Linked DNA regions of Homo sapiens: region 2 is linked to region 1. Evidence: chromatin loops called from intact Hi-C (ENCODE). Cell type or tissue: B cell. All regions are shown on one strand.

Region 1 (8,000 bases):
AAGCAGGACTAATAACCAAAGCCCTTTGCTCTTTACATCACACCACAGTGCCTCCTGGGTCTGCATAGTTTTTATATATCCTAAGATCCAATCACACAATAGTGCTAATATGGTAATACTGACTTGAATGACAGGCTATCAAGACTGTTACAGAACCGGCTTATTTCAGCTGCATTGTAACTAGTGATAGTCAGAAACTAGATACTGCGCTTTTCCTAACAAATATACAAGTATTCTCATTCATTTCCAAACAATGTCTAGGTTGTGTTAGAAATTCAACAGTTAAACAAAATTCGCTAAGAGCTGACCTGGACTCAAAATCAAAATAAAGAATATTCTAATCTAGTCATAGAAAGAACTAGGACAAGTACTAATGTGTTCATTTCAATAAATATTAATAACAAAATAAGTAAATGAAAGTCATTATTGACTCAACATATTTTTCCTTAGTGTACTGAAATGAATGACCAAATGATACTTTAAGAAAGGAATCCAAGCAGAACCTTGGAAGGATTATAGTAGCAAAGTCAATTTCTGCTGCTGGGTTCTACCTTTATCTCATAATCAAGTTGAAGAATAAAGATCCCAGCTGCCTTTGGCAACAACACAGGTCAGGTTGGCTTTAATGAGGCTATCTTCCTCATTGACCTTCAGGAAAGTTGACCTCAGCTAGTGAAGAGTAGAGGCCTAGACAGGCCACCATAGAAATCTGGGTCAACTGCAAACTCATAATTTCTTTGATTCTTTTTTACATGTTTCACTACTAGCTCTATACATTTTGTTGTCTTTTTTCACACACACAAACAGAAATCCAAGCACCTTCTAATTTCTTTGAATTCTTGCCCATTGAAAAAAAATTCCTATGGCCCCAAATATCATCATCAGGTGAATAAAGAAAGGAAGCAGCATACCATTAATTCAGTGTTTGACTGATGTGAAAATTTTCTTAAATAGGCAAATGTGTATTAATTAGAAATCAATCTTAGCTGCATTAAGCATTTACAAATTAATGGGGTTTTGTTAATATATTTCCCAAAGAGTTTTCAGTTCTGATAAGTGTAACAAATTTGTATATGACAAAAATAGAAATACAATGCTCTAAGTTTGTCTAAAAGGTGCAATTGCTCTGTTGCTTTTCATTTTGGGAAATGTAAACCAAAGGGGGGAAGATCAGGGCATTTGACTATTAGAAAAACCAGACACCTATTTCAACATGGTATTCCTTACTTTATACAAGAAAATTAGAGAAATATCAGTTTATAACTCAATTACTTTTCAATATTAAAGTCTTAAAAATCATACATGTTAGAGCCCGAAGGAACTTTGTGGGATGACAGAATGCATACATTTGTCAAAACTCACTGAAGTGTACAATTAGATGGGTACATTTTATTGTGCATACACGTTCTTCAATAAAATTTAAAAAGCAAACGAGAAGTTACTGAAATAAAATGGGAATTCAACTAATATGTCAAAGAAAAAAAATGTTCTTCACATACCTGTGCTTTATACTTTCATAATTGTGTTATCTATAATTTACTTTCTATATTTATTAACTGATAGCTGAGGAGCTCAACAAGGACACGTTGACAGGATAGATTTCCTTACCACCCATTTCTCCCCCAAATCTTCTTCCAGGATGGGGCCAGCCCAGGAAATACTGACAGCAGGGCCAAAACTTTTCCCAGAAAGCAATTTGTGGTCTGTTTCAATATGTAAAAAATGAATGAGGTAAAAATTCTGTACGGCATAGTGAAATGATTATCTGAGGTTTTTTTTTCTTTTAATAATATGGGTTTCCCCATCCAGCTACAGAATCCTTTTGTCAACAAAGTCTCATAAAAATAGTATAAAACAAATTTATCGTAAAGAAATAACTACCAATATGTGATACTTATTTGAAAAAGGACCAAGAAAAATGAGTTAATTGTTTTGATAAATACTTTGAAATCACAGATACTGACAGCCCTCCTTGATTTTTCCCTGAATAGCTCTTTTGCCATTTCATCAAATTTGGAATGGGCAAAGCATAAGTTTCCTTAAAAACTGACTTAGAGACGAGGCACGGTAGCTCGTGCCTGTAATTCTACTAGCACTTTGGGAGGCTGAGGCAGGTGGATCGCTTCAGCCCAGGAGTTTGGGACCAGATTGGGCAACATGGTGAAACCCTGTTCCTACAAAAAATACAAAAATTAGCTGGGTGCGGTGACGTGTGCCTGTAGTCCCAGCTACTCAGGAGGCTGGGGTGGGAGGATCACCTGAGCCCGAGAGGTGGAGGTTGCAGTCAGCCAAGATCATGCCACTGCACTCCAGCCTGGGAGACAGAGTGAGATCCTGTCTAAAAATAAACAAATAAATAAATAAAAATAAAAAATAAAATAAAACTGACTTAGAAGCAAAGGCATCTAGTATCTGATTCACACACAGTTGAGTGTAACTGCAGCAAGGCAGGATGCTCAGAGCCAGTGAAAACAAACAGATGGAAGGAAGGCGGGGCCTTAACTCCTCTTCACTTAGGAATCATTTGTCATTTAGCATTGATGACACAATATTATGGGAAAGAAATACAGTAAATACCTTATTTAAGTCATTCTAGATAATGGTTTATTTCATATAAGTGACTTTTCTGGACAGGGTACCAACCTGTCCTGGTTTGCCTGGAACTTTCTCAGTTGTGGCACCGAGGATCTTTCCAGGTTGAAAGTCCTGGGTTCTGAGAACCCACCCTCATTCCCAGGCAAACCAAGATGACTGGTCACCCTACTTCCACAGATCTGGCATCTATCCTTTTAAGCACTAACACATTCTGCTGGCAGGCAGTTATGATATAATAGATAGGGCAATAGACTTGTAGTCAAAAGACCTGTCTTTCCTGTCTTCATCACTTAGTAGCTGCATAACCTTAGAACATCTGTTTCCTCATTTGTAAAATAGAAAGAGTAAGATAACAACTCCTATACAGGGTTGTAGTTAGGCCTGGATGATTAATAAAGTATGTGAGAGTGCACATGCACAATAAGTTTTGTTTTCTTTTCCTTTCATCATTTTTGGTGGAAATCATTCTATGTTTAACAAATGTCAATCAAACCGAGTTTGACACCAAGAAGGCAGCAATGTGAACATCTATTAGTAAACCACACTGCTATATATAGTGTAGTTCTATGCCTACTTTAACTTTGCAGTTTTTCATCTACAGTTTTTTGGGAAATCACATATTTCGTAAAAAACCTCAAGATGACCATAGGGTTATTTGGGAAAAAAACTAGACACACTCAAAATGTTTAATAATAAGGACACTAGTTAAGAAAAGTAAAACAGAACCCATGTAGCTGTATGTGTGTGGCCTACTGATTACCAAAATTATTAATCTTCCAGACAGCCCTTGGAGTCATCTTCACACCATCTACCACTTCTCCTCTACTTCCTATATGCAGCTGCCAAAACCTGTCCATTCTATTTCTGCAACACCTGTCAAAACTATCTTTCCCTTACTGCGGTTACCCTAGTTTCAGCCCTCAACAATTCTTGACTGGATCACAGCAAAGATCTTTAAATGGGTTTCTTTGCCTCTAGTTTCTTCTCTTTAGACTCATTAAAGTGTCATCATAGTTTTACTCTAAAACAGATATTATATTATTCCAAAACCTTCACTGAGCTCCATTCCATACAGCAAGACATTATAATCCCTAAGCATGGCTTTGAAAGCCTTCCAAAAAATCTTTTAAGTCCAACAACTTAACTAGGGTTCACAGACCTATTTAACAGTATAACTGGAAATAGAAGCTAGCTCTCCGGCTTCTTAGTCAAACAATTTAGCTCTTGTTTTTTTTTTTTGAAGTCACACATTTATACATTCCTTTCCAGTAGCTTCTTCCTTCAGCCTCCCTGACCCCAATCCTGAACCACCCGCAGCTTGTGCACCGGCCCCCTGCTCTCTGTCCCCTGACAAATGTTGTTCCCTCTGTATGATACTCCACGTGCTTCCTTCTCTGCCTGGTAAACCCCTACTTGTTCATCAAGATCCCACTTAGACGTTGCCTCAAAGTTCTCTTTAACAATCTCCCAAGCTGAGGGAGGCATACCCTGCTGCAATCTAGCAACCGCCTCCATAGATGCCTCAAGATCTTGGCATTTACCAAATCATTCCACTGCTGGTGATTTCCATTCCTGCCAATCCTGCTAGAAGGCAACATCAAGCATACAGGACCCATTTACCCAACTTAGACTCAACATCTATTATACATCTCCTGTCTCACATCAAAGTGTATGTATCACTGAATCAGAGAATGTTAGAAACAGAAGTGACAGCAAGACAGTCATCATCACATGCTCCTCTCTATCCTCAAATTTTACTCAGAAGGAAAATGAGGCCCTAGTAAGACATGCCCGAAGTCACACAGATATTTCATAGCAGAACTGGAAGATGAACCCAGGTCTCAGATTCCCAATCTAGCAATCTTTCTGTTACCCCATAGGCTGTGTGGAAGAGGATACTAAAAATGCCAAAACTTCAAGGAAATCTACTCCAGGTGGCATATCACAATGATTAAAGACTTCTCAGAGAATGACCAAGAAATGCCATCTACTTGCAGATAACTGGGTATGAATGTTAAAATGGAAAACTTCAAGGTACTACTACTACTGAATGCACTTGTTTTAAACAAAAGTAATATATGCCTAACTTTTTATGTCACTGGATGGTTTATATACTATATTATTTAATATTATAAATTACACGTCCCCAAAAAAGTTTCACTTGGAAAGAATATTTAAGATTGTAAGTTTTAACAATTTCTTAAATCCATTTATGTATGTGGATATTGTCTTTGGTTAATTATTCAGGGGTAATTTTATTAGGTTAAATGATCACAATTCCAAAAGCAGCATGTTTATGCAAAGAGCCTATCTAATTTTCTTCCACTAGAGGGAACTAAAGATCATATTATAGCTAGCTGGGCACCCAGCGTTTCACCAAGGTCTCTGGCTTTAGACAATATTATTGGTCTCAATAATAAAATACAAAGATGAGATGATTATTTGCCTTTAATGTGTCTAACAACAATAACCATCAGCTAACATTTACTGAGTACTTACTATGAGTCAGGCTCTATTTTAGATGTGTTGACCCATTTAACCTCGCAATAATTCTAAGGGGCAGATGATGCTCATGTTATATATGAATAGACAGAGAGCAGTTAAGTAACTCATTCACAGAACTAATAAGCTGCGGCCAGGGGCGGTGGCTCACGCCTGTAATCCCAGCACTTTGGGAGGCCAAGGCAGGTGGATCACCTGAGGTCAGGAATCTGAGACTAGCCTGGACAACATGGTGAAACCCCGTCTCCACTAATAATATAAAAATCAGCTGGGTGTGGTAGCACATGCCTGTAATCCCAGCTACTTGGGAGGCTGAGGCAGAAGAATTGCTTGAACCTGGGAGGCAGAGGGTGCAGTGAGCTGAGATCATGCCACTGCACTCCAGCCTAGGTGACAGAGCAAGACTGTCTCAAAAATAAAAATAAAAAGAACTAACAAGCTGCAAAGCAAAGATTGGAACCCAGGTAGAACCAATAAGCTGCAAAGCAAAGACTGGAACCTAGGTAGTCTGGCCCCAGAACCTATGCTCTTAATAACTCTGCTATATTGCTTCTTAGGTCTACAATGACTCAATTCTGAAGATGAACTTTATAGGTTAGCTATTTCTCTGAATTAATTCTAAAAATGGAAATACAAAGTCTTGATTAAAATAAAGCTCAATCAAGCAAATTTCCGTAATAAAATCATACCTTTCAAAAAAATCTTAGGTTTCAATTTCAATTCAATTTTCAATTTCAATTCAGTTTTCAATCTTAGTCCTTTCAATTTAAGTCACTTGATTATATTTGTGTAAAACTAGTTTTCTATTAAGACAGAATCATTAAAAACACAATGACAGCCAGGTGCAGTGGCTCACGCCTGTAATCCCAGCACTTTGGGAGGCTGAGGTGGGCAGATCACTTGAGGCCAGGAGTTCAAAACCACCCTGGCCAACATGGTAAAACCCTGTCTCTACTAAAAGTATAAAAATTAGCTGGGTGTGGTGGCGTGCGCCTGTAATCCCAGCTACTCAGGAGGCTGAGGCAGGGGACTCGCTTGAACCCGGGAGGCAGTGAGCCGGTTGCAGTGAGCTGAGATCACACCACTGCACTCCAGCCTGGGAGACAGAGCAAGACTCTGTCTCAGAAAAAACCCAGAAAACCCCCACAATGACTAGGTGGGACTTCTGGAATGGCTGTATAAAGGAGCTCAGGGATATCTCTCCCCTGGAGAGACATATATTTAGCTGGTCAAAAATCACAATCATTCAAAGTCCCTGGAGACTGATCAAAGGGCTTACAACAAATAGAGAAGCATTTATTCAATAGAATCTACAGAAATTCGATAAGAACAATAAGAGGCTGTAGCATTCGAGATAGGGACCACACAGGGACTGCACCTGTCCCCCCACAGCTCTGTTTTGCCAAAGAACTGTTTTAAGGAGTTCAGCAGCTAAGGGCAGATCCGCCCCTTGAGATGGAAGAGCTACTCGGGGTGGATTTGGCAGCTAGTAAACATTGGCAGATCCCATTTTCCACGGCTCCATGCTGTGGAAGGCCTATATAGAGCAAGCGGCAGAAGCTGATGGCAGCAGCCATTTCTCTCCCCTGAACTCCAGCTAAAAACAGAGGAATCAGGTGAGGAAGCTGGTAAACAGTGTAGTCCCCCCTGCCCACACAGCTCTGTGTTGTCAAGAGAGCTACAGAGATGTGTTTGGCAGCTGAGTGGCAGCTCCCATCTCCTTCAACTTCCTAGGGTGAAAGAACTATTCTGAGTACTTTCAGCACCTGGTGAACACTGACAGATATCATACTCCCTGGTTTTGAGCTGTGGAAGATCCACACTGAGTAGCAGCAGAGGCAAAAGGAGGCACAGTTCATACCTCCTCCTTCCCGGCAACACAAAAACCCTGCTTCAGAGGGAGGATCTGGGTGGAACAGCCAATGAGGAGTGAGTTCCCCATTTTCCCCAGCTCCTACTCTATAGTGCAGAGATTCTGCTCAGGGAAGGGTATAGCAAGTCTCAAAGACTAGAAAAACTTGTCCCTGACAAGGGACTCAATGTTATTTTATTTTTATTTATTTTTATTTTTTCTTTTCTTTTCTTTTATTATTATTATACTTTAAGTTTTAGGGTACATGTGCACAATGTGCAGGTTAGTTACATATGTATACATGTGCCATGCTGGTGTGCTGCACCCATTAACTCGTCATTTAGCATTAGGTATATCTCCTAATGCTATCCCTCCCCCCTTCCCCCACCCCACAACAGTCCCCAGAGTGTGATGTTCCCCTTCCTGTGTCCATGTGTTCTCACTGTTCAATTCCCACCTATGAGTGAGAACATGCGGTGTTTGGTTTTTTGTCCTTGCGATAGTTTACTGAGAATGATGATTTCCAATTTCATCCATGAAGGGACCCAATTTTAATTGGATCAGACTATGGAGCAATTTATACCACAAGGCATTGTCAAAAAGAAGGGAGCAATCAGCTATCGATTGGTTAAGTTTAACACCAATAGAGGTAGCAGAGAAATGCATGGATAAGGACCACACCTGTCCTGAAGAGGGACATCAGAGGTTGCACTGAACTAGTCCAGCAAGTAACTAAAAAAGAATAACCCTGGAGTGGAGGAAGGTGTCAGTATCCACAGTTGCTATAACAAAGTGTTAGGAGACATGCAAAATGCAGAAAAGTGTGACCTTTACAAAGGAGGGGAAAAAAAAGCAGAAAATAGAAACTGCCTTTGAGGGAGCCCAGATGTTGGAATTAGCAGAAAAGACTTCAAAGCAGCTATTATAAATACTCTCAGCTGGTGACTAAGAGCAGCAGGAATACTTAAGCAGGCTAATTCCTGTGAGATATGGGTCTCTGATGGTCAACTTTGGCTCAAGGACTCCCAATACGCCTTGCCAAAACATCCTT
Region 2 (8,000 bases), 1.8 Mb after region 1:
TGATCAGCAAGTTCTTCATTGAAAGGAAATCCAAGAAGCACGCCTCCACAGCCACTAGGATAATCTAGTCTCTTGGGACTATGATACAAAAAGCGAAGGCTTATTTCTTGGTTATGTTACATGTTATTTGTGGATTAACTGTGGTTCTATTCTATTTTGTCCCAAGTTCAGGACCCAAGCTAAGAGAGGAGCCACCATTTAGAGCATTGCCAGTAGGTGTGGTAGAGGGAGAGCTCCATTAGGTTTCACACTAACAAGAGCTCACAATTCATTGGCCAAACTAGGTCATATGATTCCCACCCAACCACAGAGGAGAAGAAAGTTCAATCCTACCACATGCTTGGAAAGCAGAGAGCCTAAAACAAGCAACACCAACAATTACAACAGTGAACAAATTGGTTAACTCCCAAAGCCTCCTTTATGTTCTATAAATAACAATTTGTGGGGTACTCAATAAGCCCAAAGGTTTGTATTGGTTTTTTTCCCTGATAACTTATAAGTCATCATTTCTCTAAGAACCCTTTCTATTTATAGCAGTAGAGACATTAAGTCTCCCTGTTTTGTAAGGAATAAATCCAATGCTCCCTTTTGGTTGTTTGGAAGCAAGGCAAGTAGAAATTCACCATTTCGGGAGGAAGCATTGGAGCTCCAGCTCTTTCAACTATTGGGCAGAATCACCCAGCATCCCCACCTCTGTCCATTTCTACAAACTGTAAAACTCTCTAAGCTTTCTGAGAAGGTGGTGAGAAATTTTTCCAGGAACCTACTATGAGAGAAGAAGATGAGGCCACAAACTATTTCTTGAGAGTCAAAGTTATTAAAACCAATTTTGGTGTTTGGAAGTATTTCTGTCTGAGGCCTAATGTTAGAAAAGAAAGCCATACGTTGATGAAAAAATTTTCCTGAGAATAGAAAGAGACTTGATCAGGATGCTGGCTTCTGCACCAGTATTTACATTGCCAAAAGAGAATATGGTCCTGGGTTTACGAAAAGACCAACTGAAGATTCTACACAAAATCTTCTCCTGGTCATGGGATTTAACCCCAAAGAAGTACCTGTGAGTGGAGATACTAACTAACAAAGCCTTGTAAGTGAAGAACTGTAACTTGGAGACCAAGGCAAATGTGAGATAATCTGTAATATGGGTAAAAGGAGATTCTAGCACCATATCAAAGAGAGCACCTCAGCTATCACAGGTCACTTAATAGAAACAGAATTGAATTGCATGGTAAAGGAAATCAAAATATTTTACCCCAAAATATATTTCTTTGACAAATTTTGAAATCGCTGTCATAGAGCCAGAAGATTGAGATGGAAGAAATTTGTATCTGTAGAGAATCTCTACTAAAGCAGCCAGGCCTTCCCTTTCTAGGCTTTTCCTGGATCTGGAAGAAGTCTACTAAAAGTCTGATAACTTTAAAAGTCTGAAAAGAAACACTTACAATTTATTCCCTCTGAGGGCTACTACCTATGAGGCTTCATCTATATAACAAGACTACTTTTGCTAGCCAAACCTCTTCCTTTCTCACTCCCATGACCTGTCTTGCCACGAAAACCTGATTTACCAACATATCTGTTTTGGGCCATGCTCTGAGCCTGCATTCTTTCTATTGCCTCGAGATAATAGATAAACTTCTGTACTCTGTTGGGGGGTTGGATCTTCCTTCTGAAGGATCCCATGTATACATGTTAAATAAATTTGTATGCCTTTTCTCCTATTAATCAATCTGCCTCATGTCCATGATTTTTCAGTGAGGGCCTTGGCCCCCACAAGGGCAAGACAAGTAGAACCCTTTGGAGTTCCAAGCAATTTCTTTGCTTTTCTCCTCCTCAGGGTGCAGCAAGGTGGACCCTTAGGATTGTAGGATTGGCTAAACCACTATTCTTGTGCTTGTTACAAAGAAGAAAACCTAGAGAGAGAGGGGCTAAACTCTCTGCTAATATGAATCTAAGAAGACAAGAGGGCTGGGTGGAGTGGCTCATGCCTGTAATCCTAGCACTTTGGGAGGCCAAGGCAGGTGGATTGTTTGAGCCCAGGAGTTCGAGACCAGTCTGGACAACATGGCAAAATCCTGTCTCTACAAAAAATATTAAATACCAAAAATTATCCGGGTGTGGTGGCATGTGCCTGTAGTCATAGCTGTTCAGGAGGCTGAGGTGGGAGGATCACCTGAGCCTGGGAGATCAGGGCTGCAGTGAGCCATGATTGTGACACTGCACTGCAGCTTGAGTGACAGAGTGAGACCTTGTCTCAAAAAAAAAAAAAAAAAGAAGAAGAAGAAGAAGGACAAGAGCAGCTTGGGGCATTGTACTTGGGGGGGCATTATTTTTTTTCCCTGAATCTAATGTGATCAGAAAATGTTGATTTGTAAAGCTATGTTTTGAACACCCCAACAAGAACTCCTAAGGGAAAATTACTCTAATTTGTTTTTGTATGATCTGTCTTGATTCCTGGGGATTTCATTTGAATATGGACTTGTACAAATCACAATCATCAGTAATATTTCTCTGAATCTTTTTCCCATGCCTGCTAAAGTAAGATCTTCGGGTTGGGGTGGAGGGAGAGGAAAGGACAGAGGCACTATTTCTAGGAGTCTCCAAGGGACACCTTGCCTGAGCCCACAGAAATATTTCTTTTTGCCACTCCATGGCATTAGCCATTTCTTTTTTCTGCTGTGTTTCCCTGTAGCTGAGATGTCAGGCCACCCATGCCCTCAAGAGGCAATGTCCTTCAGTTTATAACAACTCTGTCATCATAGGTGAGAGCCTTGGCACTGCCACGGGTGAGATAACATAACAGGGCAACTCACTGGGTTATTTAGAGCCTTTGTTCTACCATATCTGGGCTATGTTTTCCTCAGAAGCAGAGACAATTCCTCTTTCCTCATCTTGGCATTTTAAATGCTACTCCAAAACAAAGCTGCACTGTTTTAGATCCTGAGTAAAAGCATTTCAATGCAGCTATTCTGCCAGTTTTTTCCTGTAGTTTTCTCACCCCAGGACTTCAGCGTCAGTCAGTGGGGATTAGATTGGAGAACTGGCTGAGCAGTAGGACATGTTAATACTCAAAATCATCCCAACCCCGATTAACATGGGCATTGTTATTAGGAAGGACAGTTGAGACAATCCACTTTGTTTGGAGGAGTTATTTCCCAAGAGACTTCTTGATCTTTCATCGAAGGGGAAACCTGGTGACCCCTAGCTCCACTGAGCAGAGGCAAGAAGCTCACAGACAGACTCTTGCTACCCATGCAGAGATCATATTGCCCCATGTTTAGTGAAACACAGTGACTGGACAATGGGGGTGAAAAGTGAGGAGTGAGCACTCCGAAGCTTGAAGGCAGGGGTCAGGTGTCTCTACTTCTCTCTAGTATTTAGACCACACCCTCTTATATCTGTTATCCGCCTGGTGCTAATCTGTTGTGAGCACAAAAGATAAGAAGCAGAGAGACAAGGCAATGTCTTCTTTCCAAGTGAAGGTATATTGTGAGCATAGGTACTAACGGGAAGGTGGCAAATACGCTGGAAAATACCCTGACACATACAGCATTAGCACACAGGTATTTTTTGTTGGATGCTGTAAAATTCAGAGAAAGTTTGCCAAGAGGCAGAGTGAAAAAAAAAATTGGGTTATTATTTTAGAAACTGATTTTGAAAGAAGGAAGATTAAAAAAAGAAAAAAAGCCTTCTTACTAGAAGATACAGCTGACCTCAGAAATAAGCAGATGCGCCTCCACCACCAGGAGACAGTTTTAGAAAGGATTCCCCCTTGTTAGCTCAAGTTTATTCTTATCCCTAAGCACAAACTCCCTAGGGGATTTGGACACAGGCTGATTGCAGAATTCCATATGTTGAGAGCCAGAGTAGCATAATAGCAGGGAATACAGACTTTGAAAGCAACCTGCCTGTGTTGAAAGACCTTAGATGTGACATTTAACTAGCTGTGTGCTAGTGAGCAACTGACTTAACCTCTCTATGTCTCAGTTATCCCTTTTTGATAGATGAGGTGAGGACGCCTGCCTTACATAACTGCAGTAAGAATCACGTGGCTATATGTCAAAAGCGCTTAGCTCAGTTCTCTGCACATAATCATTCGAAAGATGTTGGCTTTAACATTTTGTTACCATCTAATTTTAAGATTGACACAGTAGAAATCAGAAATCTAATATGTATGCAGATATTTAGACTCAGGGCTCAACTTGCTTTAAAACTTTGTTCTAAAGAATATAATTTACTTAAGTATATTTGAATTTTTACAAGTTATTTGCACAAATGTGCAGAAATCCAATTGTATTACCAAACATGATTAAGACCCACCATCTTGAATCACGGAAAACACGTTTCCGGCAAAGCTGGGCTCTGAGATTATGGTACAGTGCTGACATCTGGTGGCAGCAAGCCCTGAAACATGAAATTGAAGTTCTCTCACTAAAAGGAAATAGGTAAACACCCATAAATAAGCCTTCATAAAGGAAATAGGTAAACACCCATAATAAGTTTTCATTGGGCGGATAGGTTTTAGAACTCCTTCAAACTCTAAAATATAAATGAGTCTTAGAATTTTTATAGATAAGAAACTCCAAATGACTAATAAACATACTAAAGATGCTTATCTCCCCTAAAAACCAAAGAAATGAAAACTGAAGCAATTAGATACCATTATACCATTTTTATCCAACAGACTGAGAAATAGTAAAAAGACTGATAATACTAATTGGAGATGAGTATGGAAAAATTGGGACTTTCAAACACTGCTGTCCAAATTTGAAGTGCTATTTTGCTGTACCAATAGACATTTAGCAGAATCTGGTAAAAGTGATGATGTGCATGGCCTGTAGCTCAGCAATTCTAGTTCAGGGTATGTATTCCAGACCCCAGGAAAAGCCTGTGCTCAAAGAAATGTGGTAAGGATACAAATAATACATGGCAGCATTATTTGTAACAGCAAAAAAAAAAAAAACCTGGAAACATCCTAAATGTTCAGCAATAGGATGATGGCTAATATGTCACATGCACATACTTAAAAGGATAAAACAGTAAAATGAAATGCACTAGAACCACATGCATCAACATGGATAAATCTTGAAAACAACAGTGAGACATGGAAACTTCAGAATGTCACATAGAGTATGCTATTTATTGAATATAAAAACACAAGAGAATACTATATATTGTTTTGGAAAACTAAACATATAATATAAAAATATAAAATGGGAAGAAACCCATCAACTTCAGGGTAGTGATTACCTTTAGGGAGGGAGGAGGGAGAATAGGATTGGGAAGGGGAATAAAGGAAGTTTAACTATAACTGCAATTTCAGTTATTAAAATTTCTTAATCTCTCTAACATTTTTATACCATTTATTTTTTGCTATTTATTGTATCCTTCAATATTTTCTGCACATTTATATACATACAATGGAATATTACTCAGCTATAAAAAGGAATGAAATTCTGATACATGCTACAACATTGATGAATCTTGAGGACATTATACTAAGTGAAATAAGCCAGTCATAAAAGGACAAATATTGTATAATCCCACTTCTATATAGTACCTAGAATAGGCAAATTCATAAAGACAGAAAGTAGAATAGAGTTTACTGGAGCTGGGGGTAGGAAGAATGAGGAGTTATTGTTTAATGGGTAGAGATTTTCTGTTTAGGATGATAAGGAAGTTCTAGAGATGGATGGTGGCAATGGTTGCACAACAATGTGAATGTACTTAATGCTACTGAATTACACACTTAAAAATAGTTACAATGGCTTTATGTTTATATATATATATATAACCACACATAAAAAAATTAAAAACCTATAAGTCAGTTCCTGCCCTTTGGGCAACCACTCCAAGCATGGCAGAGAAGTAGGATATCTCCATATCTGTGCTGGCAGTTGTACAGAAGTTGGTGGAGAGGCAAAGAGGTGGCTGTCGCTGGCATTTCTTTTTTTTTTTTTTTTTTTTTGAATTAGAGCTGTAGTAAGAGGATGAAACCAAAGTTTAGGTTTCGGCATCTAAAGACTAGAAAAATTGTATTTTATTGCTTCTTGAAATGCTAGCTTTTGCTGCCCTCTAACCAACAGGAGACCAGGGCCAGCTGAGCCTTCTTGTCTTTGAGTAAGGTCTGCTTCTTTCACTCCCCCTGGGCCCACCTCCCCTGGGGAGGTGTGACTTGATTCAATTTCCTGAGAATCTGGGGTGTAGTGAAAGGATGCCAGAAGGTGGCAGCAAAAGACCACCTCGTGGAAAAGACCTTCTGCTTTCTTCTCTTCACTCTCCTGGGCATCTGGCAGAAGTTGGCTTTGATTGCCAGGGTCCCCACCTCAATTCAAGATGAAGCCTAGTGTAGTAACACCATGCCTGGGGCCAAGAGAGACACACCAAGCACAAGGTAATCAAGAGGCAATAATTCAAGAAAGGGTGCTTCCAAAGGCAAGGGAAGGATAGGAAAAGATATAGGTGAACCTGGCCAGTTAAACTCAATGAAACTTCCTATGTTTGGGGCTCTGTGGACCCAAAGCTGGGTAAAGCAATCTCTTTCCTTGAGACATAGTCTAGTAAGAGAGATTAAATATATGCGCTTACATGAGGAAAAACAAAAGATCAAGGCCCAAGGTTTTTGGAATGAGCCCACGTTGGGTATTTTCCTTTCCCCTCCAGATCTACTTTTTCTACCCTTTTCCTTACCTCTCCCTGTCCAGAGATGCTGATCTGTATAGATTGGAAGCCAGAAGATAAAGGCACCTGTGAAAATGTTGGCAAGATGACAAGGAAATAGGTAAATGTGCTCAGGCTTTTATTCCCAGGACTCCCTCCTGTGATGTTGCCTTGGCCTGGCCCTGTTGCGGAAGATCTGTTCCTCTCAATGGGCCTGCTCTACAGGATTCTCTCTCATTCTAGTTTCCAGCAACCTTTCCTTCCCCTCATCTCTTCTAGCCTAGTGGTAGTAGTAGCTGCTTCTAGTCTTGGGTTCCTGCACTCTCTTGTAGTCCTCTTCACCCCACCTATGCTTTAATTAAACCCTTTGTAAATAAACCCTCCTTAAATGATCCTAATTCGTGTATGCCATCTGTTTCCTGTTGGGATCCTGCCTGACACAACACCTGGCTAAATTATATTCATCCTCTACAACTAAGCTCATATAAAACAAGGAATAGCAAGGAGTGGTTTACATGAAGGCTGTGGCATGTTTTCACAGAGGACTATGAGTAATTCAGTACCACCAGAAAATAAGTTATAAGACTAGACGTGGCAGTTCAGTTAAAGGTGACAAGGAGTTAATATGAGACACGAGGTTCTCTTGATCTGGCACCTAGCATCTTAAACTTATGTCTGAGGAATAAAGGCAGTTCTTAAAGGGCACCGATTAGTTAAGTGGTTTAGAATCTTGAATATAATTTCTACCCAACATAGAGATTTAAGACAGTAGTTAAGGCATAAAGTTAGCAACATGGAAACCAGTTAGGAAAAATTTACCACAACCTAAAGACATGGCAATTTGAACCAGATTTTTTTTTTTTAAGTTTTAAGTTCAGGGGTACATATGCACAATGTGCAGGTTTGTTACATAGGTAAATATGTGTCATGGGGTTTGTTGTACACATTATTTCATCAGCCAGGTATTAAGCCTAGTATCCATTAGTTATTTTTCCTGATACTCTTCCTCCTCCCACCTTCCATCCTCCAATAGGCCCCAGTGTGTGTAGTTCCCCTCTATGTGTCCATGTTGAACCAGATTCACGGTACTTGGAATGCATATGATAAATATTTAGAAGGTAAAACATCAATAGACCTGGATATTCAAATATTAGGGATGTCAAGGAATAAAATAAAACCACCAGAGGTTTAAAAATTACAAAATTGGGTGCTATGGTTTGAATGTTTCCTCTAAAACTCATGTTGAAATTTAACTGTCATTGCAACAGTATTAAAAGATAGGACCTTTAAGAGGTAAGACCTTTGGCTGGGTGCGGTGGATCACACCTGTAATCCTAGGACTT

Evidence for each region. Hi-C counts contacts between places; a loop is a spot of excess contacts. Peaks named below come from ENCODE experiments on the same cell type or tissue, not always from the same donor. Only the 100,000 strongest peaks of a DNase experiment are listed, where the experiment ranks them.
Region 2: a loop joins it to region 1, with 17 times the contacts of the local background. A loop is called at or near these places in 65 of 110 quality-filtered maps.

The regions. Positions count from the first base shown.
Region 1 is chrX:41,793,325-41,801,324 of GRCh38, forward strand. The region is part of intron 2 of CASK (calcium/calmodulin dependent serine protein kinase); the gene reads right to left. Among named protein-coding and RNA genes, the nearest start is that of GPR82, 73 kb to the left of the region's middle. In B cell, a CTCF peak has its summit at 4,923 (motif pointing right); a DNase peak (open chromatin) is centred at 4,967; H3K27ac peaks cover 1,228 bases.
Region 2 is chrX:43,553,639-43,561,638 of GRCh38, forward strand. No RefSeq gene overlaps it. Among named protein-coding and RNA genes, the nearest start is that of MAOA, 99 kb to the right of the region's middle. In B cell, CTCF peaks have their summits at 4,369 (motif pointing left), 4,581 and 6,226 (motif pointing right); DNase peaks (open chromatin) are centred at 4,373 and 6,223; H3K4me3 peaks cover 389 bases.